Regions from separate parts of the Homo sapiens genome. Here all the other regions are linked to region 2. The links are chromatin loops, found by intact Hi-C in ENCODE. Cell type or tissue: PC-3. All regions are shown on one strand. Each heading gives the region's core, and the rest is flanking DNA. Links, peaks and the distances in the headings are about the cores only. Region 1 overlaps THRB (thyroid hormone receptor beta). Region 2 has its middle 97 kb from the start of THRB. Region 3 holds the start of LOC107986011 (a long non-coding RNA gene).

Region 1 (5,558 bases), core at 280-5,279, 230 kb after region 2:
CCTATCTCTTATGGTTGTTGTGAGGATTAAATTCATTAATTTATTCATTCTAAAAATGTTTATCAAGTGCCAGATAAGTGCCTGGCCTTGCCTTAGGCACTGGAGACACTATAATCAACAAAACAGAATAAAATCTCTGCCTTCATGAAGCTTACAGTCCAGTGGATGAGAGTCCATTTAAAAAATCAATAAGTACAGTGTTGGATATTAGAAGGTGATAAGTGCTATGGAGAGAAAAAAGAAGAAGGGGAATGTAGGAATGGGGAAATGCAATTTTAAACAGCTTGGTATGAGAAACCCTCACTGAGAAGGTGACAGGAATGATGCTTGTGCATATCTAGGGGAAGAGCATCTCTTATGAAGGGGGCAGCTAGTGCAGAGGCTTCATGTTGGAGAAATAGAAGGTTCATTAGGCCAGATGGAATGGATTAAGAGAGGGGAAGAGGAGTAGGAGGTGGAGTCAGAGAGATAATGAGTAGGGAAGGGGGTGGATAGTTGGTAGACATACAGCTTTGCAGACTGTGAAAGGGACTTCGCCTGTGGCACTCAGTAAAATGGGAGCCACTGAAGGGTTTTGAGGAGGTGAAAGCAAGATCTGACATCTCTTTTAAAAGAATCAGTGTGGCTATTGTTTTGAGAATAAATGAGATATAATACGTAAGGTGTTTAGCACAGTGCTTGGCCCATTGTAAGCATTCGGTAATTGATAACTGCTATTATTATTGGTGGTAAAAGTAACATCATCAATATTACTAGTGGTATTTATTTTGATATTGATACTGACTCTCTTTTATTCTTGCTTTATGAAATGAAAGCAAGGATATGGGCAAGTAGTATTGGGTGTTGGGCCTGCTATCATCTGCCCATAAGTTAAATCGGCAGAAGGTGCTGATGCCAGCAAATTCAACATGTGGTATATTTCACTCAACACATCATTGGCTGCATGACGTAAGCCCCCAGTGCCTTTACCACCCAGCTTCACATCATTAGAGACCCTCACTGTTTATTAGCTCTGGCAAACAAATCCATACATAAGGAGCCACTAGTGGTGAAGAAACCAGATGGGAAAATTTCTTCTGGCCATATTTCTCTTTCATACCTTTATTTCTTGTTCTAGTTTTTCTTCTTGGGTCTCCTTTCTTTGGTTTTCCTTAATCACTGAGTGGTGCTCAGGCAGTGGGTAGAATTCATAACAATAGTACCCTGCTCTTATAGACTATCTTTCTTCCCAGAATTTCCAAATGCCTCCTGCCCCCTCTTTTTGGGACACATCCTCTTGTTCTGTTGGCATATTTAGGCATTGCATAGAACAAAATGAGGCACAGATTATTCATTCTCCAAGACTTCACAATCTCTATTTTGGGCTGTGTATTATGTATATCGACAGAAACAATATGGTGACTCTTTTTTAAGCTAGATGGTTATGCAATGATGATGGTGTGTTTTTCCAAAGCAGCAGTAGTGGTGGCATTTATAATAATTCAGACTTAGAGTTATGAATTTCCAAGTGCATAACCATAAATATATTGAGTATCCCATATCCCTTTACAAGTGTATGCTCATGCATGTGCAGGCACACATGACCAGCAGATGTGGTTTATTTTGTTCACACAGTTTTTTCAAAAACCTGAATTTGTTGTCAACAGTTATTATAAAAATCTGGGTTTTAAGGATCTTCTTCAAAAATCAGGACACTTAGCATTCCTCTGCCCAAATTTCTCCATAGCAACCATCAGCTGGAGCTGTAGGAGCCAACCCAGTGGTTTTCAACCTTGGCTGCATAATAGAATCACGTGAGGTGGTTTTTCAAAAATACTGATGTTCGAGCCCCACCACAGACCAATTAAGCACCATTTTCAACAACAGCAATAGCAGCAAATGTTTAGTGAGTGCATATTTTGTGCAAGAAACCGCCACTCTGTAAAGAGAGCTGATATATAAAATATATTCATGTTGGGGACATATGATGTGTATAAAAATGATAAACAACTATACCGGATATAGAATATGCTTAGTACCAAGTGAACTATATAAAACAATGGTTCTTAAATTTTGCTGCATGATAGAACTACCTGGGGAGCTATGAAAACTTCTGATGCCCAGGTTGCACCCCAGATCAGTTAAATTGGAATTGGGAGGAAGAAAAGGTGCTCAGGCATTAGCATTTTTAAAAAGTTGTTCATGAACAATTATGTATCGGTAAAAAGCAGTTCTCCATGGGATTCCAGTGTGCAGGAATGTTTGAGAAGCAGGATAGAGAGCAGGGCTTCAAAAACTTTAATGTTAATATGCATCGCCTGCGTATTAAATGCAGCTTTTTACAGAAGGTCTGGGAATGAACCTGAGGTTCTGCATTTCTAACAAGCTCCTAGGTGATGCTGATGCTGCTGGTCTACTGAACACATCTGGACACAAGGGTGTAGTGAATAGACTTTGCTACATTTTCGCTCTGTGAACCTTAGTAGCTAATTTCAATGGGCAGCAGTGTTCTTGGCTTAAAAATCAGCATAACAATTCCCACCCTTGGAGTGCTGTTAGGGTTAAATGCAATAATAAACATGTGTAAAGCACCTGGCACAGCAGATAATCAATAAATGTTGCTACTATCACTGGAATTTAGAAAAGAAAGGCATAATCTAGGAAGGCATGAAGGGGATTACTGGAGCACATCTTTAGGGGTCTTTGAAATAAGGCCTTGGATTAATAGAAAGAATAGCCAGCTCTGGTGTTCTTTGTAATGAGTGGTTGAGTTTCACAGTTAATCTTCAAAATATGTACTTTTAGTTTTAATTTGCTTTCTGCCTTTATGCAAAACTGCTGCCAAATAACAAGTTTTTTTAAACGGACAAATTTGAGTTCACTTTCTCTGCTCCTGCCACCCTCTGGTGGAGGCACCAGCAAGCTGTAAAGTGGCCAGAAGTGGGTAGCAGAAAGAATGGACAGATAAAGCCAAAGTCATGCTGAGGGCCATGGCTGTCCCCACGCACATGGGCAAAGAATACAACTCAACTGAAAATGTGTTTTTAAAAATAAAATACTTATAGTTTTGAATCATGGCAATGTTTCCAGTGACAGAAGTGAGGGAAGTAGAAAAAAGATTGTAGAAAAGTCTAGAGTTGTTAAACTAATGAGAAAATTGTCTAGTTTTCTACTATTAGAAGGAATGGTGGTTTTTAAACATGGTCACAAATTCTTTGGCATTCTCTCATCAAGAGATAAAGGTCTATATCCCCTCCCCTTGAATTTGGGCAGGCTTGTGACTTCACTGACTGAGAGAATACAGCAGAAGAGACACTAAGTGACTTCTGAGGCTAGACCATTAAAGGCCATGCAGCCTCCTCCCTGTTCACTGGAACACCTGCTTTTGGAGCCTCAGTCACCATCTAAAAATTCCAACTACCCTGAAGCTGCCATGCTGGAGAGGCCACATCTGGGAACTCTGGGAGATAATCCCAGCTCAGCTAAGCCTTCCTGTCATCCTTGCCCAGGTGTCATGCAAGTGGGTGAAGCCATCTTGTACTTCCATACCAGCCCAGCCACCAACTGAACTTCACTGAGTATCCTTAATTAACACCATGTGAAGGCAGAAGAACCATCCAACGAAGCCCTGCTTGAATTCTGGACCCACAAAATCATCAGACGTGATAAAAGTGGTTGCTGTTTTAAGCCACTAAATTTTGGGGTGGCATGGTGTTGCTTCACAGCAATAGATAACTGGAACAGAAGGTTTTGTTTTAGTTTTAGTATAAGAGTCACATTCATTCTTCCCATTGAGGAAAATTACATTTTATTTGTGTATATCAAGGAAGTCGTGAGAGCATAAAGAACATTCAGGACTCAAGAGAGCTAAGTTCTTTTATTGATGTCATTTATTCCTAAATTAATCTATATTATAATCTGACCTCAGTAAAATATTAAGGGAATGTTTTGACAGTGGATTGACTGGTTCAGTGGTTTCTGATGTTCTTATGGAAAAATAACCATGCGAGAATTGACAGGAAAACATCAGTGTAAAGGAGACAAAGAGGAGAGCCCAGTCTTACACAAATGTTAAAATACACTATAAATCAAGGGGAATTACAACAAATTCATACCAACACAGAAGTAGGCAGACAAATGAACAAAATATAATAGGGACTGGAAAGTATAGTGTAAATATTTATGAGAATTTGGTATATGATAAAGATGACATTCAGAATAATGAGAAAAGGATGCATTATTCTTTAATTAATGTTGGGTCAATGGGCTATTTGGGAAAAATAACAAAGCTGAATACACAGCTACTACTTATGCCAAAATAAATTCCAAATGAATCAAAGACTCCAACATAAAAACAAACCATTAAAGTACCAGACAAGTTTTTAAAAATAACTCTGGAGTGCCTAAGGCCTTTCTAAGCAAGACACAAAACCCAAAAGCTACAAAATAAAGGACAGTTATGTTATGTTTGGCTATATAACATTTATTTATGGCAAAAATATAATGCCATCAACAAAGTCAGATAAATACACTGGAAAGTATATTGGTAACACAAATGACAAGGGCTCATTTAATTACTATATACAGCACTCTTATGAATTAGTAAGAAAAACAATATCTAATAGTAAAGTGTGCAAAGCATTTATTAATTTATTCATCAAATATTTATTAAACATCTACCAGGAACCAGTCACTGTTCTCTGGGCTAAGGATATAGTAGTGAATAAAACGAAGTTCCTAATTCCATGGAGCTTCCATTCTAGTCAACAGACATAAATGACAAAAAATAAACAATCAAGTACTATTTCAGGCAGTGATAAATCTGCAAGGGAAACTAATGCAAGGCAAGGAAGTAAAGAATGATAGGGGAGTGGTTGCTAAAGACAAAGTTTTCAGAAAAACAAAATGACGGAAGTGTATGAAAAGACGCACATTGTTAAAATACATACATTCCACCAGTACAGCGTAGTTTATAATCTCAAAGAACAGCGTACAACCTAAAAGTCTGTCACTAGGGGAATGCTTTAATTATAAATGGAATAAGAACAACGGAATACTGTGTAACCCCCTCAGAAGTGGACAATAAATTTGAGTATATTGATATGAAAAGAGTTCAAATTAAGGGCCAAACAAAATGAGAAAGATAGATAACATTATAATATGAATACTCTTCTATGAAAAAAAGAATACATAGGTATATATGTATGTGTATGCCAGGAACATTTCTGGGAAGATAAATAAGGTTTTAATGAGGGTCACAAACTCTATGGAGACTCATTTTTCATGATATGCTCTTTTGAACTTTTTAAATTTTTTTAACCACATAATGTTTTATTTCTATTCAAATGGTAAGAGTTTTTTGGTGTTTTTTTGTTTGTTTGTTTTTTGTTTTTTTTTTTTTTTTTTTTTTTTTTTTGGGAGAGACAAGGATTCCAGTCCTGGCACAAGATTAAGACTGAGAAAGTCACTTTACCTTTCTGCTTGACTCCTTGCTTTTCCCAATTGTGAAAAGAGGAATTTGAATGAAATTATCTTTAGACATCCCTTGAAGCTCTGAGATTTTGAGCCTAAAATATTGG
Region 2 (5,558 bases), core at 220-5,219:
TTCTAGAAAATAGTGAATATTCAAAATTTGTATTAAGCAGAAACAGGATGGTTGTTATAGAATAGAGCAAACATACATTGTACTTTGTGAGATACTAAAGTTAGCTGTGAGAGCAATCGCCAAGAAACAAATTTTCAAATGAAATATTGAGAACCAGTTACAGGATATATGACCCTTCATCTAGATTAGGAATTCAAAAGAGCTAGCTTTTGTATAAGGAAAGAAAAATTGTGAAGAAACCTCTTCAGAGACAGTTGTACATTCCATTTCAATCCCCTCATTCCCAAGCCCAAGCCCAGTGTGTGTTCTTCAGTGTGGTGGGAGAGATGGATGCGCATCTTCTGCACCTGAAGGACAGAGGGACTGGGGCCTGATTCATCTCTTGGAAAGTTACAGAGCTCTATGGCTGCTCAGAAAAAAATGGCTGCCTAGGAAGCAGCAGCACTCATGTCAAAATGGAGATCAAAATCAGTGAAACCCAAGGACCAGAGGTGTTATCTGTGGAAACTGAATCTGAGGTTATATTGAAAAGTATTCTGACCAAGGGGGTGGCCTGCCAGAGTGAGGGTCCCCAGCAGTAAGGGGCAATGATGTATAACACTGTGGGCTGGAGTTGAAAGACAACTCACTGAAGGAGCAGCCTTTTCTGTATTAAAAGAATTATAGTGAGTGAACCCAAAAGGAACTCTCTAAATCCTTGTTACTCAAAGCATGGACCATAAGCTAGCACCATTTGCAGCAGCTGAGAGCTTATTCTAAATGCAGAATCTCAGACATCATCCCATATGTACTGATTCAGAATTTTCATTGTGATAAGATTTCCACATGATTAATGTGCACATTAAACTTTAAGACTTAGGAACTGGTTTGAGGTGGTATTAGTCAAGCAAGAACTTTCCTGTTCCCCCTTAACTTTTCTCTCTCCCCTGCTGAGATCTCTGTGTTTGCAAGCAGCAGTTATAGAGTTGGAAGATAAGCAAGGGAGAGCATGGAGAAGGCTGCCACGCTCTCATCCTCAAAGGCTGGAGGCAGGAGTGTGGAGAACAGGAAGATGACTTACTTCCAGTGAAAATGAAAAATCAATTAATATGTTTGATTGGGACACTTTAAATAACTGTATTATTTTGGTATTTACAATTTGAAGTGACTGTAGAATATCTTTTTCCCTGAGTTTGAGCAGAAATGGCTTGGGCATGGCACTGCAGGGGGCTGAAGGCCTCTGAGCAGACTTGAAAGGAAGTGGGAGCCAAAAGAGGAGATGCTCTTTGAAGACTGTCTGTGATCCTGGAGTTTCTGATTACCATTCCACACTGGTAACTCTTGTCTCCTCATATTTGGATGATTATTATATAGAAAAGCACCAAACACTGGCCAATTGGCAGACATTACTAAACATTTCTAAGAGATTTGGGTTGGCAGACTATAAAAATCTTCTGTGATTCAGGAAGGGGAACATTACACACCGGGGCCTGTCATGGAGTGGGGAGAGGTGGGGAGGAGGGGGGAGGGAAAGCATTAGGAGATATACCTAATGTAAATGACAAGTTAATGGGTGCAGCACACCAACATGGCGCATGTATACATATGTAACAAACCTGCACGTTGTGCACATGTACCCTAGAACTTACAGTATAATAAAAAATAAAAATAAAAAAATCTTCTGTGATTGCTAATGACTTCTAATCACAAAAGAGATGTACATTGGCATATAGAGCGATGCATTCCTTACTCCACTAAGACCTAAGTAGAGACAAAAAAATAATACCCCTCTGGCCCAGGATGTCATATTGTGACTTTCTCCTTCAGGTGAGAGATATGGTTTATACTGACTCTAAAGGTCTATTATCTTTGCTATAATCAAAGTGCCCTCAAGGACTATTCGAGATGATGGATTTGTCTTTCTCTATATTAGTGACCAAAACTATTACCAAGACTTCCTGACTTTTTATATATATGGCTCTTTACATTTTTATGTTTCTTCCCTTGATGTCATCTTATCAGCTATTAGATCTCACTTGCTTCCTACTCAGTCTGAATTTGCTGTTTCTAATCATCTGTGGGTTGCAGAAACATATGGCCAAGCTTGGGAGAACTGTGTACAAACAAAGTAAACAAGCTCTGAAGGTGATGTCCCTTCTTATAAATAGAGAATTTGGACTTTGTTCCATCTACTTGGCTGCTTAGGGGTCTTCTCCACTTACAATCTAGTTCTTGGGAATGTATCAGATGGGCAAGGTTGGTAGCCAAAGAAGTCCTTGTTATTGTCACAGCAAACCATAGCGAAGTGGTAGTTTAAGATGCTGTAAGCATCCTTGCCGGGCAGATAGTTTAACATACGAAACACACATCTCAGGGTACAAATTCAGATTTTATTACTAGTAGCTGGTAATCCAAAAGTGAGACTCTTAACCTCCAAAGCCTTACTGTTTTCATTTGTAAATGAGGTAATAATACATTTTGCAGGGTTCTAGAAACTAAATGAGCCAGTGGTTGTGGTGCACTTGGCTTGTGTATAACCCGGTCATTTTTTTGTTCCCTTTCCCCACCCAATCTTACCTTCTCTTCAACTCTTGGAACTGCAATGTATAAGGAATATAAATACACTGAAATACTTGAAGGAGGATATAACATCATGTCACATGAGCAGCAATTCAAAGACCTGGAGACATTTGCTCTGAATAAACAAAGACTCAGCAAATAACGATTGTCCTCAAAGGTTTGAAGGAGTGGCTGATGGCAGAAGGGTCAACTTGGATCAACATCTGATCACAAAAGGAATTCCTCCTCTTTATTTTTGGATTCTATTCTGAGCTGTCCATCCTCCTGCCATGACTTCATGCCAGATAGTCATTATCTGTCACCTGGGCCCCTGCAGCCACCTACATACTCAGCTTCCTGACTCTAATCCAGTCCATTTTCTACACGACATCCAAAATGACCTTTCAAAACACAACTCTGGCCATACCCTTCTGTTTAGGATTCTCCAGGCCCCCTTTGACAAAAGCCACACTCGCACAATAGGCCATTTGTGTCTATTATTCAGGCTTATTTCCCACCACTTCCGTGGGTCCACTCCTACCCGCTGCTCCCCTCACCTACATATACCTCTTGTTCAGCAAAATCAAACCATGAGAATTTCCTCAGAGATGCTTATCTGCCTCACTGTCTGTAGGCCTGTCTGCTTGGAACATCCTCCAACTTGCCCATGGGGTGAAATGCTTAAAACTGAGTCATCTTCTCTGGGAACCTTCCTATTCTGTCCTCTGCCCCACCTTCCACCCACAGGATTATTCACTCCCTCTGTCCTACTTCTGTATCTCTACTGTGAAGTGTATTATATTTACATATTTACCTATGAGTCTCTCCTTATTGACTGTGAGCTTCCTCACCACACACATTCTAACCATGTCTCCAGTACAGTGCCAGGAGTTCACCATGTAAAAGCCATAGCACTTAACAATCTGCAGCCCTGGCTGAGCTGCCAGGAGGATGCTCAGTGGAAGAGTAAACCATCCAGGTTCCTCTACCTTGAAGATTCACTATCTTCAGGTTATTATGGTACATTTTTAAGATACCTTAATTTATACTGAGTTCCTTTAATTTGGAAATGCCATTATAAAGAGGAAGTATTAGGCTGACTAGAGCTTCTCAAATTTAATGTCAAGAGTCACCTAGAAAGTCTTGTTAAAATGTAGCTTCTGATTCAGCAGATCTGGGTTGGGGCTTGAGATTCTGCATTTCTAACAAGCTCCCAGATGCTGCTGGTCCATAGACCATATGTTGAGTGGCAATGGTTTATAGATTATCAAATTCAGCTGAAGTTTGGGTGTTAGGTTTACAATGACATTGAAGCAGAAAATCTAAAAGTCAACATTTAAAAAACTTAAGCCAAAACAAAACTAACAAACCAGTTCAATTATACCAGTGATGGAGAAATGAAAACTACTTTTTAAAAATGAGATTTTAACATAACATTTCAGAAATCCATCTACTGAATAAAGCATAAAACTTAAGACATGTATATAATTTGTAAACTTTTTTAAAAGTACTTTAATTAATTAGAATAATTATTTTCAAAGAGTTGGCTGACTATATGAAGAGGTCGCAGTTCAAAGAGATTAAATGCAGAAAAAAGTTAGTTACTAAATTATAATTTTTAACTGTTAAAGCTTTCTATTTGACTGGAAAATAAGTTAAGCTAATTACTTGTTTTTAAAAAGAAACAGAACTGCTTCTCCTCCAGAGGTTTCTATGGTTTCATTTAATACGTTTGCTATTAATAAATAAATTAAAATAGGTTTTTGAAACACAATGGACACTAATTATGAGGAGAGAAACAAAGATTCAAATATATAGAAACTGAAATATTGCTTTATGTTCCTTGGGTCAATGACTCATAAACAGAAAATCTGTGCAGAATATTATTCATTCATGTTGCTGGTATTGAAATGATAAAGAAGCATTTCCAGATCTTGTGACTTAGAAAATTATTGGTGAGATATAAACAGTTAGAGAGCTATATGATAGGGAATGTGTAACTTATCAGGCTAGAAAAACAGTAGAGCTTATAAAGCCATTCAGAGGGCAAGAGTCCACAATCCTTTAGTCAGTCACATTTCTATTTAAAATGGATATAGGGACACGCTGCAATATCCAAAGACCAATACAAACATTTCATGGGCAAATGTCACATGCTGCCATCTCTCATCAGTAGCAAATGTGACATCCTTTATCAAAGATGTGTATTTTGCACATTGCTCTGCAAACTGAGAGTCTTAAGAAGATATTACTATTGTTCTGTTCTTACATAGATGAAGTGATCCCACACTCATTCTCTGCTCAGAAAGAATGTATTTGTTTACTCAACAGAGTCATGTATGTTTTCTCACAATGGTTTACTGACATCCATAAACATATTCACTATGGGATTCTAAAGTAAAGCCCCCCTCCTCCTGAAGCTGAGCTATACTCTATATGCCTATAATGAATCCTGTCTCAACAATGCCAAGTGTGATTCTGATCCAAGCTTCTGTCATCTTCTTTGGAAATCCTTCCAAACCCAGGGCCAGGAAACAATGATTATTTCTAAAGAGACTGAATTTACTTAATAACATCTTGACAGATGAAAAAAAGAGAGAGAATTTACATAGACCACACGAGATTTGAACTAAAGATATCAACAAAAACACATGATCACTAATTTTAGAAAAAAATAAAAAATAAAAACAAGAACATTTTTCTCCCAATAAGAATGCAAATTAATCTCTTTGGGTTTTTTTTTTTTTTCTATCATCTCAGTTAGGAAACTAGAACTTCTTTGCTCAAAGATTAGCCCCCAGAGGAAAAGTTCATCAAAATAATGAAAACATGAGCCCTGCTCCTTCCCCCTAAAGTGTTATGCTCACATATTGCCATATTTTTTCCATTAGAAAGTATGGGTGCCTTTCACTCTTTGTAAGCAATTTTTTTCTTTGTTTTCTTTTTTCCACTTTCTAGCAGAAGAGATTGGCATGAATCTTTGTCACTCCTAGGAATAAGCATCGGTGTAAAAGTTTATT
Region 3 (5,558 bases), core at 242-5,241, 68 kb after region 2:
TGCCTTTGTTAACTAACTTTCATAGCTTATGGATATACATATACATATACATATATATATGTATATGTATAATTAAGCATTAAAAATGATCATCCAAATTTTGACTTTGTTTAAAAGAATTTCTAAATTTTAAAATGTTGGCTTAATTAAAAGTGAATGTTTTCTGACTTTCTGTGTTCAGGTACATACAAACCTTGAAGCTTTTCAGACTCTAATTTTTGTTTGTTTATTTTCAGGACATAACATTGCTATAAAAATAAACAAATTACATGAGCACCATGAGCTGCTATTTACTTTCAAAAACTCCAAAATCCAAAGTTAGTTTGCTTATAACACACTATCTCCATAATAAAACTTAAATCTGGAGCATTTTAAGTAATAAATTTATGTATAGTGTGGGTGAGCTTATGATACCACGAAACCTTTACTTTTTCACTTCATAAATGTGCTGCTGTATTGGCCCACATATAAAACTCTTTCAGGCCACCTTAATTTTCAAAGGAGAGGAAAATTGCAAGTTGCAAAAATAAACTCTGTCACATAAAACTTTCCATTTCTAGCCCCCAGAGCAATTGAAGGAGTGAAAATGTGCCCTGATACCCCTTCCTTCCTTTTGCTTTAGGTGGTTCCAGCTAGAGTTACTGATACTGAAATTTAAATACAATTGCTACCTTAGCATGCCGGCCAGTCTGTTAGAAGTTGCGTTCTGTTACTCTGCTGGCCCCAAAAAGGGGCTAGTGTCTCTCACAGTCAAGCATTGTTAAATACAGAAAGCTTTTGAAAATGGAGATTTTTAAAACAGATTTAAGGTGATTTAATCACCTCCCTCCTCCAATTCTTTCAGCCTCTCTCCTCTCAGCATCTCCAAAGGGAGGTTTGGCAAAGGAGGAAGAAATAACAGTTCTTTGGTTCTTTGCAAAAGAGGGAAAGATACTTGTGAGGTATTGTCTCTGCTTCCCTGTCCAGGCCAATTCTCTAGCTTAGAAAAGAATTCTGACCCCTCAGACAAAGAGCATTTTAAGTATGAGTTCTGACTCTCCATTTGCTGTTCAGCTTTGTGCAAGTTTTTTTTAACCTTGCCAAACTTCTGTTTTACCATCTGTAAAATGGGAGTGATATTTCTTACTTTATAGGGTTGCTGTGAGGATTAAGTGGGGAAAAAATGTATGTGAAGTCTTTAGCACATAATAAGCACTAATAAATATTTGCTATTGTGACTACAGCATTTGGGACACCAAGATGATGTGGCTCAGGCTGCTGGCTGTGCACTGAGGCTCCGTTCCCTTCTCTTCCTTGTCATACAGTTAGGTTGTATACCCCAGGCTTTCTCACGGGGAGGTAAGGCCACAAGGCTGAGTTCTAGCCAAGAGAAGGTGAACAAAAATTATGTGTGCCACTTTTAGCTCAAAGCTTTCAAGCAGATGCTTCCTTGACCCTACTTTCCCTCTTCTACCTAGATGCAAAAGATTACGTCAAAGGGATAGTGGAGCCACAGATAAGAAAAGCCAGGGTCCTAGAGTAACAACATGAAGGAGAATAGCCACCACTACACCCCAACCAAGAAAAACTATCATTGACTATTCTTTGTGCCATTATTTATCTTGGGGTCTATTTGTTACACAGCTACCTTGCCTAATTGAAACAGCTGGTAAGGAGACAGAATTCACATTTAAAATACTGTTGGTCTGGTAGGGCAGCAGTTCTCACTGTAAAACAAATGAGAAATGTTCAATTGCTTGAAAGTCTAGCTTAGCCTTGCTCTTTCACATCTCCATTTAGTTTCTGTCTTGAGCTGAATTTTCTTTTACCAATACTGTTCACTCTGCACAGCTCCCACATATATGTGTAACCCTTCTGTCTCCTGGACCTAACTTTTGTTAACACAGCCAAAAGAGGGTGTGATTTGGGATCGGGGGGCGGGGAGGGTAGGAGTGCTTTATTTAAATCCCAAAGGAAAATGAAAGCAAAATAGGAGTATAGATTTCTAATTTTAAGAACCCTAATAAAAGTGCTTATGCATTTTACTGAGCATGAAAGCCCTGTAAACACAGAATTTGGATTCTTTCCTGTTTGGTTCCTGGTCGTGAGTGGCAGGTGCCATCATGTTTCATTCTGCCTGAGAGCAGTCTACCTAAATATATAGCTCTGCTCAAAGAGAAGTACTTGTAGGGAATATACTTCAATACACTTCACAGTTCAATCCTCCCGCTCCTCACTGGTCTGGGCACCCAGGACTTATCTCCACTTTGGAGGGTAAACCTAGTTTAGAGTTCATGTGTGAATCATTGGTGATTAAATGCCTTGAGCCCCAATAAAGGATGTGGCCCTTCCCAGCTTCGATAATAAGCTTTACCCACTTTCTGAGGTGTTCTATGACTCAGACCACATTCCTAAGTCAGAGATTGTTAACACTACAAATGTACAGTATCAGTAAGGTTATGTCCCATGAGTAAATACATCTAGCTAAGGGCATTGCTAAAAATAGCCCCATAATATAGGTGAGGAACAACTAATCAAGCTTTACCTAAAACATGTAGGAATCCACAAAGGGGCCCACTCTTCTTTTCCAGCTCCTTTATCCAAATTTCAGGTGTTGTTGGCCATTAAACAAAAACTGTCAATGGGGAATTGTTCAGTTTGACTACTGGTTAATTCATAACCTAGAGTATCAACAATTTAGCAACCACAGATTTTAAGTGAAGTGAAGGAACCCAAAGTGCATAGTATTTCTGCACAGTGTTACCAATGGCAATGCTAAACCGGGGTTGCTTTATCAGTATAAAACACTTTGGAACAAAAACAACAGCAAAATCTGAGTTTCATTACCCAAGGTAAATCATCCCTTACTCTTTAGTCTTTTAGAAGATAGTTAAGACTTCCCAAATATATATATGGTAGATTCAAACCACTCCTAAGCACATGATTTCAAGGTAGGAGAGGGGGCTCAGTAAGCTATGAACAGAAAGCACAGATTTGAAGGCAGTTTTTGATACATTAAGTTACTGCCCAAGACCAATCTGAAAGCAGACTTAGGCTTTAGCACATTCCTAGCAATGACAAACTAAGATTACAACTTTGCTAAAAAGGGTCGTTTTTAAATGTTCTATTAACATACAGAAATGAAAACCCTGAAATTTCATAACCAACAATATGTAGGAAGCCATTATCTGAAGTGTAAGCAACTGCATAGTGCTATTTTAATTATGCATTGCAGGGAAACTGTGATTGTGTCTTCGCCAGTATTTTATTAGAATGTCAATTCAATTGAATTACATCCCATGGGAAAGATTAGCATGGATTTTAGTATGGATGTGTGAAAGTGTTGCTGTGCCCAGGCCAACTTTTAAAAGTTGTGTGCTAATGAGAGTGAAAATGGAAAGAGAAGTGTGAGTTTCTCTGGTCCAAGAAATCCTGCAGCCATTCTTTCCTCCATTCCACTGTAATCCTCACTACATTTGCAAATGGTACAAACTGAACACAAAGCCTGCCAGACATCAACACTGCACTTTGAGCATTATGAGAGGATCAAAGGGATTTAGGATGAGGAAATGTATGTTCAGACATCTATTCCTCAGCTTAAAACAGGCAGGGCATTAAATATTGAACCATAGAGCGAATGGAAATTTATTTGAATCAAATTTTTAAATCTCACCCACCCTCCCCCCCCCACACACAAAGGAACTTCAGGATCTGCGGTCACCTATGATAACATCCACATTTTACTAAAGAAACAGAGTCAGGAAAATAGGGTCACTTGACTAGCAAATTAGTGGCAGAGCAAATTTGCTAAGGTCAGTTCACTACCCTTCTTTTTATATTGCTATTACTATAGTTTCTGGACAGTGCTTCAACACTTCCCATTTTGTCTTTTATTGACTTTTTGTAAAAAACTTATAATTAAGGGGAAATTCTGAGTATATGATACACGTGTTTCTTTGACCAAGTAAAAATAGGACCAAGTAAAGGAAATGGGTAAAAATCGAAGAGATGCAGTATTGGCGAAATCTTTATTTTCCCCCCCCCAGGGCAAGCAATGTTTATGGATTGCTAGTCTTGGAACATGACTGCGAGCTGCTGCTTCTGTGGCCCCCCACTTTCTGCAGTTTCCTTCCTTTTTAGTCCTTGGTGTTTCCAGAAGTTATCACCACCTGCCCAGATGAAAATTAAAATCACTTCAGGACACTCAAAATAGGATGTCTTCCTCTGTGAAATGATCGAGAAATTCAACGGCCATTTGGTGATGCCGTCACAATTAAATCTCACAGCAGAACCCACTATCCTTTTGGACAATCTGACCTTTGTACTATCCTCTCACTCAGACCCCAGGAAAGGGGAGGATTTACCAGCCCTGTGGGTGGGGGTGGAACCTGGGATGTGCTGCTGTTACGGACCCTGGGCTCAGCAACCTACCCTCCACTTCCCTTCCCCCCACGCCTCCGCCCAACACACACGCACACACAGTCCAGCCTCCCACCGGACACCTAACCTCAGTCCCCCCTGCAGCGCCAGGAGGAATAAGTCAGGAGGTAAGAGCCCGCCCACCGTGGAGCCTGTAAGGCTCTGGTCGCCCCCTCCAGCGCTGGGCAGTGCAAAGGTCTGGTGACTGCGGGGGTCTTGGGGACAGGAGCCGCTAGCCAGCCGGGCCGGGCACGCCACTGGTGAGGTTAGGCCTATTGAAAATATCAAATCGCCTGCGCCAGGATAGACGCCACACATGCATTCAATGTCAAGGGCATTGGAGCAAAACTTGGAGACGCAGGACTCGGAGTGTCTCTTCCCTCAGTGCCGGGTCTGAGCTCGCGGGGGAATCTCCTACTCTCTTCCCGACCAGGCGCGGGCCTCGTGGGGCCCCCACTCTGTCGACCTCGGTCTCACCCGCTCCTCGCCCGCCCGCTCAAGGTCCCCCGGGCCCGCCGCCTGCGGCCCGCCCTTCCTCCGCCGCCGGGTCACTCCGGGACAGGCGCCCTACCCCCGCTCTCCCCGCGGCGGGAGCCCAAGGCTCCAGCGGCTGCGGCGGCGGAGCCCCGTGCCAGTGCCGGGCTTTGAACTCCCGCGCGACACTGGGACCCATCCCCAACCCCCAACCCTCGCGTCCCGGCTCCGGGCTCCCGGCGACCGGCGGCCGCGACCACGGTGGACCCGGGGCTCGGTGAAGCCCCTGGCTGTGCCCCGGGTGGCCGAGTAAAGGGCGCCACGGTGAGGAGACGGACGGCCGGCGCCCACGGCTTGGAGGGGCTGCCTTAGGCTGCAGGACTGAGACTCGAGCTGCTCGCTCGGGCTTTACACCTTCGGTGTTTCTTGCTCTGAAGCTCCCTGAGCCCGGCCCTGGCTCTACGAGCCGGCTGAGAGCGCTGGGCGGCCCCTTCCGGGTCTCGGGACTCGAGTCCCCTCCGCTGCGCGTTAGGCAGCCCGGTGAGCGCTCGCTGGCCTGGCAGTGCGTCGGAAGAACAGGGCGGGTGGGGCCGCGCACATCTCTGCAAGAGTGAGCTCCTAACTCTGGGGCTCCAAGCTCCCAGCAAGTCTTATTTAATGGAAATGTTACTGAGACTGGCTACACT

What was found. A loop is a pair of places that touch in the nucleus more often than their neighbours do. Peaks named below come from ENCODE experiments on the same cell type or tissue, not always from the same donor. Only the 100,000 strongest peaks of a DNase experiment are listed, where the experiment ranks them.
Region 1: it touches region 2 in a loop (2.3-fold over the local background); 4 of 110 quality-filtered maps call a loop at or near these places.
Region 3: it touches region 2 in a loop (2.9-fold over the local background); 19 of 110 quality-filtered maps call a loop at or near these places.

The regions. Positions count from the first base shown.
Region 1 is chr3:24,357,184-24,362,741 of GRCh38, reverse strand. All of the region lies in intron 1 of THRB (thyroid hormone receptor beta), which reads left to right. Among named protein-coding and RNA genes, the nearest start is that of THRB-AS1, 130 kb to the left of the region's middle. RefSeq lists an enhancer at 2,209-2,841. In PC-3, for the core only: a CTCF peak has its summit at 2,880 (motif pointing left); no DNase peak of the experiment used is centred there.
Region 2 is chr3:24,589,551-24,595,108 of GRCh38, reverse strand. No RefSeq gene overlaps it. Among named protein-coding and RNA genes, the nearest start is that of THRB, 97 kb to the right of the region's middle. In PC-3, for the core only: no CTCF peak of the experiment used is centred there; DNase peaks (open chromatin) are centred at 2,848 and 3,278; H3K4me3 peaks cover 700 bases; H3K27ac peaks cover 2,759 bases.
Region 3 is chr3:24,521,282-24,526,839 of GRCh38, reverse strand. LOC107986011 (a long non-coding RNA gene) reads left to right here and starts at 4,446. Exons shown (of 2, transcript XR_001740424.2): 1 at 4,446-4,526. In PC-3, for the core only: a CTCF peak has its summit at 5,206; a DNase peak (open chromatin) is centred at 2,269; H3K4me3 peaks cover 782 bases; H3K27ac peaks cover 1,420 bases.